Regions from separate parts of the Homo sapiens genome. Here regions 2 and 3 are each linked to region 1. A link is a contact called in ENCODE Hi-C or POLR2A ChIA-PET data. All regions are on one chromosome and are shown on one strand. Each heading gives the region's core, a stretch centred on a gene start or an enhancer-like site at or near the end of the contact. The rest is flanking DNA. Distances are from core to core; before and after follow the strand shown.

Region 1 (2,700 bases), core at 161-2,660:
ACATGGGAGAAGGGGAATGGATGGGGGTCGCAGTGGGGTGGCAGGGCTCTCTTTTCCTTGTTTTTGTTTTTTTGCCCTTCCCTCTTCTCTTACTTTTCCGTGAGGGCTCCCCAGGCTCAGGAGAGATCAGGGTGGAAGGGTGACGGCCAAACCAGGGAAGGCTCCAGGTGGCTGAAGCCTGGTCTGTGCCCAGCAGGGCCCTGGCGGGCTGTTCCTCACTCCACCGGGCAGGTGATAACTGGTCAGAGCTGCCTCCCCACAGGTGCTGGAGGTAGGCTGGGAGGGCCGGTGCTCCCTGATGTGGACAGGGGGAGGGGTATTGATAAGAGGCGTGGAGAGATCCCTAGAGATGCAGTCTGTGGCCCTGGGTTCCAACCCAGTGTGCCACCACCTGGCTGTGTGACCTTCAGCAAGTGCCATTATTTCTCTGAGCCTGTTTGTTTATAAAATGAGGAAGAGTTGGCACAAGTTTGAAAAGATTTCTCAGGCTCCACCCGGTTCTGAAATTCGGTAATTTCCCAACTAGGGTGCACTCCCCCTGTAAGGGGCTGGGGAGGGGACGGTGCGAAACCAAGTTCAGCTTGTGGAGCGGAGCCAGAGCTGTTGGCCGAGCTTGGGCCTGGCCAACGCCTGCCCTCGGGAAGGTCCTGTGTAGGGAGACTGCCTGGAGGGACTAAGCGAGGGCTCTAACTGACGTCTCAGGGGCAGCCTCTCAGCCTGAGACCCTGCTGGGGAAGCCGCGTCCTGTGCACTAGCTGCGCCTAGGGCTGAGGTGAGGGCGCAGGCTCCCCAGGGTGTGTCCGAATTGCCCGCCTCAGCCCGCGGCCTGTCCTGACCGCCCAGCAGCGGCAGCAGCGACACCCTAGGGCTCCAGGAAGGGCTTGGGAAGGTGTAAAGGCGGGGCTAGGCTCGGAGGGAGCCGGAGGGACCGGGCGCGGTTGGCTCCCGGGAGCAACTGGAGAGTGAGGAGATCCTCATCCGGGGAAGCCCCGCGGCCGCGTCTCTACAGCGCCCCTTCTCGGGCTCTGGCCCTCCCGCTGGTTATTCTGGACCTGGGGGCCCCCAGCTGGGACCCGAGTCCGGTGCGGGGAGCCTAGTGGGCCTGGGAGCTGCTATTTTTAGCGGGCGCGGCGGGCGCGAGGAGCCTATTTATAGATCAAACAATCCGCGCTCCCTGCGTCAATGGAACCCCGCGTGCGTCACGCGCGCAGACATTCCAGGCCCCCCCTCCTCGCCCCGCCCCCTCGGGCTCCCCGGGCCGCACCTCCCCCTGGCCGCCTCCCGCCGGAACCGCACCGCCCCCCGCGCCCTTGTATGGCCAAAGCTCGACGGGCGGCCTGCGTCAGTGGCGCCCCCGCCCCTCCCCGTGCGTCACGGAGCGCTTAAGAGGAGGGTCGGGCTCGGCCGGGGAGTCCCAGTGGCGGAGGCTACGAAACTTGGGGGAGTGCACAGAAGAACTTCGGGAGCGCACGCGGGACCAGGGACCAGGCTGAGACTCGGGGCGCCAGTCCGGGCAGGGGCAGCGGGAGCCGGCCGGGTAGGTTCCCTTCGGGGAACGTGCATCTGTTTTTAGGAGCGGTGCATGAAGGAGATGGGTGTACGCGCGGGCAGAGAGGATGTTGTAGGGCCGGCATGCAAGAGGGTAGGTGTAGTGTGCAGCTGTAGCACAACGGGATGAGAACCCAGGTCAGACTGGAAACTACTGGGTGCGGGGTAGGAGGTAGGGGAGGTTGACTACCTGCAAAGTGGAAGCTGTAGGGGGTTGGGGTTGGCGCCGGGAGTAGGGACTTGTCCAGCAGGCGGCTGGCCTTAGTTCAGTCTCCTAGGGTGCCCAACTGGGCGCACGGTGCTCTGAACTTGGGTGGGTGTGGATGGGGGTCACAGCACCGTGGGGGAACAGGTACACAGAGCTTTGGCGCTGCTGGGATCCGTACGATTCTAACTGGGATTGGATTTCCAAAAGGCCCTCCTTCCTCCCAGCCTGTCAGCTCCCTCCCAGTGTCCCGGTTGTTTTCTTAACACTTTAGAGGCTGTGGCTGAGTTGGCAGGGGTTCCCCACCCTGAACTTTCTGTCTGAGGTGCGTTAGGAAGCCTCCGGATCATTGAAGGAAGTGACTGGCTTGGTGGCTGACCTGTGGAGGGCTGCTTGCTGTGTATTGAATAAAGGAGGCTTCTTGGGGTCGGGGCAGGGTCTCTGTAAGCACAGGGAGAATTGATTTCGCTGGGGCTTGGATCACGTGTGTGTGTGTGTGTGTGTGTGTGTGTGTGTGTGTGAGAGAGAGAGAGAGAGAGAGAGAAAGAGAGACAGAGGTGGAAACCCTTGTCCTTGGGGATCCTGGATAGAAGTTGCCAGTGTTGGAGTCTTGGGGCGGTGCTGCCTAGAGGATACCTCCCAACCATTCCAGCTCCAGATGCTGATCATCCCTATGCCCCCTCCCCCAGTAGTCTCTGTTGGATCTTACAGGTAGGGTGCAGCCTGAGGCTTGTTCAGCAGAACAGGTGCAAGCCACATTGTTGCCAAGACCTGCCTGAAGCCGGATTCTCCCCACTGCCTCCTTCAACCCCGCCTCTTCCTCCTCCTGTGGGACTGCTCCCCCCTCCTGTGAGGCTAGATGTAGGTCCATATCTTGTGTTGTTAAGAACCTGCATGAAGGGGGAGGGACTGATGGGGGTTGATCCGGATGTGGGACGTCCAGGTGG
Region 2 (2,804 bases), core at 181-2,680, 2.2 Mb before region 1:
GGGAGGGTCTGCAACAAGGCAAATGGGCTATGTTCATTTTCCCCGAAAGTACTGACCACAAAACGGTAAGGCATTGACACTCTTTCTACTGCTCCCCAGGCCACCCCTGCCCGGGCCACTTCCTCTGGCTGACCATTGTGCTTAAGAAGGAGGACCCATGACAGACGCGGAGAAGTGGGAGGGAGGGATTGCCTCTACAGCCAGAGAACTCCTTAGCCCAAGACCCCCAGCTCCTCAGCAAGGCAGGCCTTTAAGAAGTAGCAGCTGGACAGACTAAGTGGACTCAGCTGATCCAGCCCTGGGATGCCTGGAAAACCAGGCCTGTGGGAGGTGAGGGCCCTCTGTGCCCTTGGGGCCGTGCCAGGACTGGAGATAACGCGGGACCTTGGGCCCAGGACAGGGAGAGGGGAGCTAGGATCCGGGCAGCCGCTTTCTTAGTTGGGCTAAGCCAGGGAAGCGTCGGGCACAGATGAATTCTCTGCATTCTTCTGGCACCGCAGCCAGCACCCAGAGGGCCTTTTCTGCAGACGCTGCCCTGTCCCTGCTCCCTGCCCAACCAACCCTTCTCCCTCCCTTAGCTTCTCTTCAGCGTGCAGCCCACCAGGTCCTTCCTCCTTCCCGCAGCCCCTCAAAGCCTTTGAAGGGGCTGTTCTCTAGGAGACCCGGTCTTTCCGCCTCTCCCCGCCTTCCCCAGGCCCTACCGCCCCAGGCCACGGGGAATGGGAAGGAGTGCGAAAGGGAGCCCCAGGCTCGTCTCCGCGCCTGCGCTTTGGGGAGAGAGCCCCTCCCCCCGCAATAACCCGGCACCGCTAAGCGGCACCCGGACGGTGGGATGCGGGTTGGGTGGGGTGAGCAGCTGGGGCAAGGTCAGTGCTTTCAAAGAGGGAGGGGAGCCCGGCCCCCGGAACATCCCCCACTCCCGAAAGTTTCCCTTCCGGGGCCACGGAGTGTGCGCGAGGATGGCGCGGGGGGCGGGAGGGGGTGGGGTGGGGGTGCACAGAGTCGCAGCCGGACCCCCGAGGAGGGTGCGGCTGGAGGGAGGGACGGAGGGGCGGGCAGCAGGGTTTGGGCAGGAAGCCGCGACGCCCTCTCCGACTCTGTACTGCCACGAGAGCCTTACCCTCCACACCCCACTCCCCCCGGCCCGGAGCTACAGATCGCCCCCCCGCACTCGCCGCCCTTTCAATCCCAAGTAGACCCAGAACTCACCGAAATCAGGTGTTGAGCTGGGCCAGGGCAGGCCGGATCCGCCAGGTCCATGGCCGCGGCTTGGGGGCGGGGGGCAGAGAAAGGGGGGTGCCGGAGCCGCCTCCTGATGTCAAGGCTTTAAAGGGGCCGGGGAGCCCCGCCCCTGGCCCTGACCCCGCCTCCCTCCTCCCTAGCAGCCAATCCACGTTCAGCCTGGATGCGCGCCCCTCCCAGCCCCCTCCAGATGTTCCCAGGACGCGAGCTAAGTCTGCCCGGCCGGCGCGCGCCGCTTCCGCTTTGGTGGGAAGGACCTCCCTTCCCCCTTATAGAAACACTTTCTCCAGGCCGGGCCGGGCTTGGTAAACCTCAGCCGTGCCTGGGTAGAGGACGCCGGGCTGGGCCGAGCGGGGGTGGAATGAGGGCGTCTAGAACAGAGAAAACTAAGTAGGTGCGCGCGGGCCCACAGGCATGCGCGTTTGCTTCTGTGGGGCTGGGCGTGCACGTGTATGTGTGGTTGTGAGCGTCGGTGTTTGTAATTTGCTTTTCTGCATACGTGTTGGGTGTAAATCCATGGGGGAAAGGCTTGAGTGCCTCTTTGGCCTTAAATGCTCCCGCCTCTCTCTTCCTTCTCCAGGATGGGGTCGTCCCCCCAGTAATCTGGAAAACAGTTACAGCAACAGGCTCCTCTCATCAGACGGCAGTGCTGGTCGTTTCCTCACTGGTTTGCGGGGAAGGCTGGGCAGAAAAAGGATGCAACCTTGTTCTCAACCACTTGCTATCTCGGTGAGGATGAGGAAAAGCAAACAGCCCATCCAGGCCCCTGCAGAGCCTCAGAGCTTCAATATCATTCCCATTAGTCCTTAATTAAACACCTATTTGCCCTTGCCTAAATACCGTATAACCCTCACAGCCTGCATTGTAGTGACTGCCCCAGAAATGTAGGTTCTCACCTGGGTTCTGCAGGGAAATACGAAGGAATCCCTAGGTACAGTCTCCGCCTACTTCATTAAAATTTCTTTTGTTGCGAGTATACAAAGGATGCAGCTTAGAGTATCATATTAGTCCAATAAAGGAACATAAAAAGTAAGGCAAGTTAGGGTGCTCAGATTGGCTAGGATTAAGAGTTCTTTTCTGAAGGAGGTTTATTTAAATACGGAATTTGAAGGGCAGAGAGAGCTTGAGTAGGGTCCAGGCAGGGTAAAGGCCACAAGGAGATTCAGATAGGAAAGAGCAAATTATCTGCGTGGGACCGTGAGCAGATCACCGTGGTACGTTGGGAAGTGGGAGAAATTAATGGAGGAGGTTTCTTATGGAGGAGAGCAGAATAAGGATATGGATGTGACAAGACATAAGATAAAGAAGTCATTTTGGGTTCTTGAGCATAGAGGTAGTTTGATGAAAAGAGTGCCCAAGGACAGCTATTACTGGAACCTAAAAGATGTCTTGATGGGTACCCCCACCAGCTTTCTCATTTTTTTGCTTAAAAAATATTTTATTCTTTTCTTTTCTCTGAGATGGAGTCTCACTCTGTCCCAGGTTGGACGGAGTGCAGTGGCACAATCTCTGCTCACTGCAACCTCCACCTCCTGATTTCAGGTGATTCTCCTGCCTCAGCC
Region 3 (2,700 bases), core at 12-2,511, 2.3 Mb before region 1:
TATAGATTACAGACATTGTATAGAAAAGCACTGTGAAAATCCCTGTCCTGTTCTGATCTAATTACCGGTGCATGCTTGCTCAATCGATCACTACCCTCTCAAGCGGATCCCTTTAGAGTTGTGAGGCCTTAAAAGGGACAGGAATTGCTCACTCAGGGAGCTCAGCTCTTGAGACAGGAGTCTTGGCCGATGCTCCTGGCGGAATAAACCGCTTCCTGCTTTAACTCGGTGTCTGAGGGGTTTTGTCTGCGGCTTGTCCTGCTACACTACAGCAAAAATTAGGTTGTATTATAGAAAATTAACTTTTTTGGTTTTTTTGAGACGGGGTCTCGCTCTGTCTCCCAGGCTGGAGTGCAGTGGCACCATCTCGGCTCACTGCAACCTTCACCTCCAGGGTCAAGCAATTCTCCTGCCTCAGCCTCCCGAGTAGTTGGGATTACAGGCACACGCCACCACGCCCAGCTAATTTTTTAAATTTTTAATAGAGATGGGGTTTTACCATGTTAGCCAGGCTGGTCTCAAACTCCTGGCCTCAAGTGATCTGCCCACCTCAGCCTCCCAAAGTGCTGGGATTACAGACGTAAGCCACCACGCCCAGCCGAAAATTAACTTCTATTAATTGCATACCTGGGTTTGCCTACTGAGAATCATACCCTGGATATTTGTATTCTTTACTGAAAAGAACTGTTCTATCTTTCCAGAAAGTGGTTTCCTAAATTCTGGTTTTCCTCCTGGAATCCTGCTATTTCCTTCTCGCATACTCTAGAGAAATCGAAGTGTTTTCAAAGGTGCTCTGAAGCTTACGCTCCACTAGTTTCACAGTAAATCGCCCCTTGCGAGGGCGCTTTTTTTTTTTTTTTAATGTGTTCTCTGAATCGCTTTCCCCCTTTAACACTGCATGACAAGACTAAAGCCAGAATCCCAAGACTGCAGCGCTACCCCTTCACAAGCCGTCGGGCTGTCCCGGGCGGGGCCGGCCCATTTTCACTTTCTCCACTAGAGGCAGCAGCGCACCGTGACCCTGGCTTACTACGGTAAGAAAGCGGAGACCTTTTGCTTCGAGGCGGTTGGTGGCCAGTAGTCTTGATCGACAAGCTCAGGCCTCTGAACTAAGCAGCCGCTGTTTATGCACGTACAGCCAATGGAAAGGCAGGAGTGCGGCCAACGGCCAATGAGGACTGGTCTTAAGCGGACCACAGGGCGGGGTTTCCCTCGAGAGGCGAACGCCGGGTAAAAGATCGGGAGCGGAAGTGGGCGAGTCAGAGCACATCCGGTGTTAGAAGCGCTGGTAGGCCTTGGAGAGGCGGGTTAGGAAGGTACGTCTGAACCTAGTACTGGGCGAACTGGGAGTGAGAAATGGAAAGGGAGTTAGCAGTTACTGTCTGAGCAAGAGTGGCAGTAGCTTCCTTCTGCGGACAGATGGCACCCTGAAGGAACGAGGCCCTGCTCGGAGACCAGACTCGGGAAAACAGGGTGTGGAGGGAAGCTAGGGAACTAGTGCTGCGCGTGCGCAACAGTGCTGAAGCGGGGGTGGGGCGGAGGCGAGTCTGCGGGGGTTTTGGGGGGTGTCGAGGCCTCTATTCTGCCCCAGAGCGCTGGCGAAGGCCCCTTCTCAGCCCGCCTTTTCCTTTCTCCCGCTCCTTCTCCTCTACTAAGTGTAGACGCAGGGCCCCTTGGCCTAGCTTCGATCGTTCGAATTCAGAGCACGTCCTTCCGAGGTGAAGGAACGCGAAACTCCACCCATCCGATTGCTGTTCGGCTGCGGGCGGGTCCTTTGGTCGGGCTGACCCTGGGTGAGCGGCCCGGAGCCAAGACTCGAGGTAGGGCCTGGCGGGCGGGTGATGTCACACTCCTCTGTGACACGCGAGGCTCCTCAGTTACTTAGCCAACGGCAGAGGCGGGAAGTGAGAGGAGTCTGGGGCTGGGGCTGCCTTCCAGGCCCACGGGGCGGCCCCGCTCTTTTCGGATTGGTTACCTTTGGGCAGGTGAGGTGGCTTTGCTTTGCTTGGTCTTGAGGTTTTGTGGGCGTCTTTCTAAGTCTGCTCAGCAAGGGCGTCGTTGGGCAGTTTTTATCTTGGGCCTACTTGCTGGACCTGTGGTAACAAGTAGGCTTTGGTATCTTTGTATATTTACTGAGTGTAGAATTACTACCCGGTGCCAGCCCGGGCTGCTTGGGGTCATCAGCCTTTCATTGACCACCCCCACAACAAAAATCACTATGAACTTGAGACTGTGTTCTAGCAACTTGTGAATGTGTAACCCAGTAGAAGGGCTGACTGTGCTTGAAACAGACAAGGATTTTAAGGTCAAAGGTAAATAAATGGCAAATGGACTTTTCTAGTTACTTATTGATATTTATTTACAGTTTATCTTTTGTATGTGTGGTTTAAGAATTGAATTCTGGAAAGATACCGGAATTGCATAAACACATTTCTTATGACCTGCGTATACACACTTTTTTCTGTAATTATTGTATTTACACTCTTTGGTGTTTTCTTATTCTTTGTGTCTAATATTTTTGTTCTGGCCTAAAGAATATGTTGACATTTAGATTCTCTGCCGCCACTTTCCTCCAGTAGGGACAGAATAGTTGAACCCTTGAGAAATACAATCTGTACTTTTGATCCATAGTTTGCTTCTTCCGTTATTTATCTGGTTGTGGAAACATGGTTTAGTACCTTCCTCCTCTTTTTTTTTTTT

The links. Hi-C counts contacts between places; a loop is a spot of excess contacts on that map. ChIA-PET counts read pairs that join two places held with the same protein, here RNA polymerase II (POLR2A). Pooled maps may share reads with other maps.
Region 2: a loop to region 1 is called in a pooled map, with 5 times the contacts of the local background. The contact joins the promoter of BCDIN3D-AS1 here to the promoter of NR4A1 in region 1. A Hi-C loop is called at or near these places in 1 of 37 single-sample maps with no recorded cell type and 2 of 50 pooled maps. POLR2A ChIA-PET finds 5 or more read pairs at or near these places in 1 of 52 experiments (GM10248).
Region 3: a loop to region 1 is called in a pooled map, with 14 times the contacts of the local background. The contact joins the promoter of TMBIM6 here to the promoter of NR4A1 in region 1. A Hi-C loop is called at or near these places in 6 of 50 pooled maps. POLR2A ChIA-PET finds 5 or more read pairs at or near these places in 2 of 52 experiments (CD4-positive, alpha-beta T cell and activated B cell).

Annotation. Positions count from the first base shown.
Region 1 is chr12:52,050,032-52,052,731 of GRCh38, forward strand. NR4A1 (nuclear receptor subfamily 4 group A member 1) reads left to right here and starts at 1,411. Exons shown (of 7, transcript NM_173157.3): 1 at 1,411-1,537. It overlaps LOC107984510 (a long non-coding RNA gene), which reads right to left and starts at 1,123. Exons shown (of 2, transcript XR_001749148.3): 1 at 3-1,123. RefSeq lists a silencer at 1,046-1,455 and an enhancer at 1,547-2,104.
Region 2 is chr12:49,827,113-49,829,916 of GRCh38, forward strand. BCDIN3D-AS1 (BCDIN3D antisense RNA 1) reads left to right here and starts at 1,431. Exons shown (of 3, transcript NR_027501.1): 1 at 1,431-1,632; 2 at 1,823-1,971. It overlaps NCKAP5L (NCK associated protein 5 like), which reads right to left and starts at 1,301. Exons shown (of 13, transcript NM_001037806.4): 1 at 1,210-1,301. RefSeq lists enhancers at 710-759, 1,175-1,753, 1,754-2,332 and a silencer at 1,020-1,429.
Region 3 is chr12:49,740,296-49,742,995 of GRCh38, forward strand. It overlaps TMBIM6 (transmembrane BAX inhibitor motif containing 6), which reads left to right and starts at 1,262. Exons shown (of 10, transcript NM_003217.3): 1 at 1,262-1,316. RefSeq lists enhancers at 829-958, 887-1,578, 1,199-1,518.